Regions from separate parts of the Mus musculus genome. Here region 1 is linked to region 2. The links are chromatin loops, found by intact Hi-C in ENCODE. Cell type or tissue: gastrocnemius. All regions are shown on one strand.

Region 1 (2,500 bases), 58 kb after region 2:
ACCCTCAGGAGACTTGGGGAGAGTCGGGGGAGGCAGTTATAGGAAGCTGTACCCATGTCCTCTTGGTAGACTGTAGGGGACAGAGAAAGCAGAGAGACAGACTAAGATGATCACGGTGTCCAGCTGGGCGATGATGGTGGCTCAAACTCAGGAGAAAGCCAGGAGGAGCACAGGGCACGTGGCCAGGCTGGCAAGAGCCCAGGCTCCGTCTTCCTTTCACACAACCAGTCACAGGCTGTGGGTCATTGGACTTTCCCTGGCTAAGAAGCCAGCAAGTTCTCCCCAGTCAGCCCTGGACCCCCTCCCTGGAGCAGGCCAAGAGCTGTCTCCCTACCTCAGTCCTACTGTGGTCTGTACCCGACTCCATAGCCTGTACCCCTGCCTGCCTGCCTTCCTCTGGGCTGCTTCCAAGTATCCTGGTCACAGGTAGACGTGATGGCAGGAAGGACCTCAGCCAACCTCTCACCGTCCAGTGTCTCCTCCATCCTTTTTGTCAGCATCTGAGCAAGCAGATGTGCAGTTACAGACATGCTGTGCTCTTCCTGTTGGTAGCGGTTGGAGGGTGGCTCTCAGCAAGTCTCTGAGGCTGCCTTGCAGCTCCTGGGAAAGCGAATCCTTATCGATTAGTCATGCCTGGCGTGGGTTTGGGAGTGAGGAGGGAATCTCAGCTGTCCCCCTTTCGTGTTGATTTATCTAGTAGGGCCTCTGTCTACCCTCTCCTGAGATACCTTAATATCTTCAAGCTTCACAGGCAACAATTATCTGGGACTTTGAAATGACAACTGTGGCCACAATGTCCCAGAAAAGAGAAGCTTGGGGCAGGTTGCATCTCCTCACAGCCACTGAACGTGTGTGTGTGTGTGTGTGTGTGTGTGTGTGTGTGTGTGTGTGTGCTAAGCTGCAGGATTCAGAATCACGCAGCTGGTAAGTGGCAGAGCTAAGGTTTTGTTTTTTGTTTTTTGTTTTTTGTTTTTTGTTTTTTTTCGAGACAGGGTTTCTCTGTGTAGCCCTGGCTGTCCTGGAAACTCACTTTGTAGACCAGGCTGGCCTCGAACTCAGAAATCCGCCTGCCTCTGCCTCCGGAGTGCTGGGATTAAAGGTGTGCGCCACCATGCCCGGCCAGAGCTAAGATTTGAACCTAAGACCCTGGAGTCAGAACAAGCTGGTGGCACAGTCGGCCAGGGAGGGGAAGGTGCTGCCAGAATCGCCCTGTGACTTCATGCTTTACTTCTGCTTTCTGTCCAGTGTGCTCAGTACACAGGAAGCCTGGCGGGGGGCCTCCCTTGACTGTCCTGTCTGCAGCCGGGTGGACATGGGGTCCAGGCCCGCTTCCTGTGTTGTGCAAGATGTGGCATTCCCTTCGTGGAAGAGGCAGTGGCCCCAGGGGATGGGTGCAGTCAATGCCCGGAGTTACCAGTCACAGGCCTGGCCTTGGCCCCCGCCCCTTCCTTTTACTCCTCTGTCAGCCTTGAGCAAGAGACTAGGGTCTTTCCTGTCACAGTCTATCACCGATGAAACAGGCTAAGGCTTGGTGGCCATAAGTGAGCCTTAACCACACAGCAGCTTTAGCAAACCTCACCACAAACCCTACTTTGCGAGGCATCATTCGACACAACCCCCTCTTCTCAGATGGGGAAACTGAGGTTCCAGGCATGGAGCAATCTGCCTAAGCTTATGGCTGTGCTGTGTGCCCTGACGACTACCGTGCCCCTTGGTGAACACTGTCTTAGGCATCAGGAATGGCAGAGGGAAGACTTGATGCTCTCTGGGGACATCCTGGGGGCACTCTTTCTCTTAGCCTCAGTTTCCCTATCTGTTCCATTTCTAGCTGTTTCTGTCAGTATGGAGGAGAGGGACAGAGGCCACTCCTAGAAGCCAAGGAGTCAGGGACGGAGGGGTGTCCACACTTTGGGGACAGCAGGGTGTCCAGTGGGCAGTGTTGGACACTTCGGCCTCATGGCTTGGGCTGTGAATAAGGGACCCCAATGACAGAAGTGGGTGAAGACCCTAGTTCCTCATCTTAGACCTTCTCAGAGGTGCCTGGGGACAGGGTGACAGAGGGGCCTCCTCTGTGTCACCACCTTACTGCTGACACTGTCATCGGCCCAGCTGGGGTCAGCTGAAGCCAGAGGGGAGAGGCTTCCCCACTTCAATGTCAACTGACCGAGTCGGGAGCCTGTGCGGCCACCGACCTTGCTCGTGACCCTCAGAGTTAACAGGTGACCCGAGAGGGAGGGGACATAGATAGTGTTGGCCTGCAGAGGGTGAAGAACAGTCAAGGCTTCTGGGGTGGGGTGGGGTGAGAAGCAGACAGAGCCGGGTGACAGGTGGCAGGGCAGGAGACAACATGGCAGAGGTCAAGAGGAGCTGATGTGAGGACACGGCACCGTGCCCATCCCCTCCTGGCCCTGGGAGCCATGAGACCGTGGACGAAGTACTGGTTGGTTTCAGAGCAGGACGGGGCAGTCAGAGGGACAGTGTGCAACTCACTTCACACCTT
Region 2 (2,500 bases):
TGTGAGTGGACAACAGTCCATGCTGCAGAAGGAAGCCAGGCCTCCTATGGTCTCAGGACTGTAAGATAGGGTGGAGGCTGGACGTCCAAGACACATTTTGTTTTTATTTAATTTCCAGAGATGTGGATCACTAATAATAATAATAATGAAAAAGTCAAAAGCACTCATAATTTTAATATCCAGAAATAAACCTGTTAACTCTTGCTGTGTGGCCCTAGGTATGTTACCTTACCTCTCTGTGCCTCTGATTCATTGCTTATCAAGTGGAGTAATAGCGAACTGGCTTCATAGGGGTAAGGAGGGAGTGAGGACGAGTTGGTTCACCTGACATATTTAAAATGATCCCATCCTAGTTTAGGGTGGGCGTTAGCCACTGCCCTTGTACAGTGCAGCGGAATCTGTCGTGTCCAGTACACGTGAATTGGACAAGCAAGCACTTCTTTACTCTGGCCGTGACAGGGTGATAGGAACATTCCTCAGTGTTTTGAAAAGCTTTGACAGGTTAGTTCATGCAGAGACCTCTGGAGATGGCATTGGTTAGCTTCTAGAATGTTCTTCCACAGATTTTCATTCTCCCCCTCCCCCTTCATTGTAGCTAATGTTGCCAGTGAAGTGTGCACACCTCCTCTTCTCCCTCAGCCATGGGACTGCTCAGGTCTGGGAACAGCTGCCTTGTGGAGAGACTACATTCTCCAAGCTTCTCTTGCAGCTAGGAATGACCCCCTGAGCTGTGAGCATAAACTGTAGGAGGGGCTGCCGGGAACATCTCTGCAGGATCCCGTCCTTCCTACATTCTGCCCGGAACTCAGATGTCTAGAGCTGCAGAGACCATCTTGACCCCAGGGGCAACGCTTCACGCTTCACGCATAGTAGCAAACCCAAAAGACAAAAGGCATTGAGTCCCGTTGGCGGCAGAGGCGGAGCCTCAGTCCTGATGGCGGAGGAGGAGCCTCACCGGTCCTTGCTGACCCTGCTCTGCACTTGTTTGTGTGAAGAAAAGAAATCCCTGTTCATTGAGACCTTTGTCACTCGGTTTCCTGTTACTGGCAGCTGAATACATTTCTGACACATTTGCTCAAACAGCGCGGAGCTCACTGGGCCTCTTTGTCACCTGTGTTTCTCAGGGGTGGCCTAGTGCTTCCTCGTCTGGGCTGTTCTGCTGACACCGTTCCCCAGAGAAGAGAAAAGGTCTCTCTGTTAGATGAGGTGAAAGGGTTGATTTAATTCATTTGAATTACAGAAGTCATGTGTGAAGGCGTCTGGTGTCTCCAGATGGCTCTGGAGTTCTCAGCATGCTTCAGGTCAGGCGTGACCCAGGCCCTTGGGCTGGGTAGAAACTTCTCGGCTGGCTTCAGCTGGCTTCAGACCCTGCTTTCCCACCCTAGTCCAGAAAGGGGGCCCACGAGTGTCAGAGAGGTTCAGGCCCTGCAGTGGCGCTTAGAGCATGTTGTCAACTATTGTCACCTGGAATGACCTCTTTGCCCTAAGCTCCAGCCACCAGCACCTGCTCCCTGGAGATGCCAGCCTGCCAGGGCTAGAAGGCACCTTCGTCAGGCACAAGGGCCAGCCCACCAAGATCGCTGTGGGGCGAGTCAGGAGGCCAGGGAGCTGGCAGGGTAAGTTATTATTTTTATAGCTGTCACCAGATCCCTGGCCCAGCCTTGCAGCCCTGGCAGGGACAGAGGCAGCCTGGGAGAAGGAGGACGCCTTAGAGGCTTGGTAGTCAGGGCAGGGGCTGTGGAGAAGGGAACACCGGGGCAGGTCAGGGCCTGCTGGGCCTCGGCTTCTCCTGCTTCATGGGGTGAAGGGCTGGTGACTGATACACAGACATGGCATCTCTTGCCTTCGTCCCTGACCCCAGGCATGTGCCATGAGGTTCTCCCAGGCCATTCCAAGAACTGCATTGCACCCTGCTCGAGTCCCCTTAGGCCTACTCCAAGACCATGTGTGACTTCCTTTACAGCCTCATCCTGTCTGTCCATGTGGCCAACTCCTGCTGTGGATTCCTCTTCCTTAGTCTACCATCACACCTGCAAAGGCACTTAGCTGTCCCTGCCGGGGGCCTCAAAGGGCCAAGCCAATGCCCAAGAGCCCCTCCCTACACCCAGGTTATCAGTACTCTGATTTTGTTGTTAGGACAGTATGGCATGTAGCCCAGGTTACCCCTAAAATGCTGATCCCCTTGCCTCTATTTCTGGAGTGCTGGGATTAGAGACCTACATTATGCCAGTTTCATGAAATGTTGGGGATTGAACCCCTGACCTTGTACACACTAGACAAGCTGCATCCCCTGCCACTATACCGTGAGTTCTGATAACAAGAACTTGTTCACCCATTTCTGTGAATTGTGTTAAAGGAATCCCATGCTTGGTCCCCAACTCCAACTTCACGTTTCTCTAAGTGGCAGTGTGTGACTTGCTAGTCCTTTTTATTGCTGAGTGGCCACTCATTTTATAGCTTGGGGACAATTTGGTTTCCATCTGGGCTCTTTAGGGGTGGC

The links. Hi-C counts contacts between places; a loop is a spot of excess contacts. Peaks named below come from ENCODE experiments on the same cell type or tissue, not always from the same donor. Only the 100,000 strongest peaks of a DNase experiment are listed, where the experiment ranks them.
Region 1: a loop joins it to region 2, with 5 times the contacts of the local background. A loop is called at or near these places in 9 of 42 quality-filtered maps.

What each region holds. Positions count from the first base shown.
Region 1 is chr2:167,752,759-167,755,258 of GRCm38, forward strand. No RefSeq gene overlaps it. Among named protein-coding and RNA genes, the nearest start is that of Gm52570, 15 kb to the left of the region's middle. In gastrocnemius, no CTCF peak of the experiment used is centred here; DNase peaks (open chromatin) are centred at 194 and 1,307; H3K27ac peaks cover 2,500 bases.
Region 2 is chr2:167,694,732-167,697,231 of GRCm38, forward strand. It overlaps A530013C23Rik (RIKEN cDNA A530013C23 gene), which reads left to right. Exons shown (of 2, transcript NR_110334.1): 2 at 596-2,500. Among named protein-coding and RNA genes, the nearest start is that of A530013C23Rik, 5.2 kb to the left of the region's middle. In gastrocnemius, no CTCF peak of the experiment used is centred here; a DNase peak (open chromatin) is centred at 1,387; H3K4me3 peaks cover 692 bases; H3K27ac peaks cover 2,500 bases.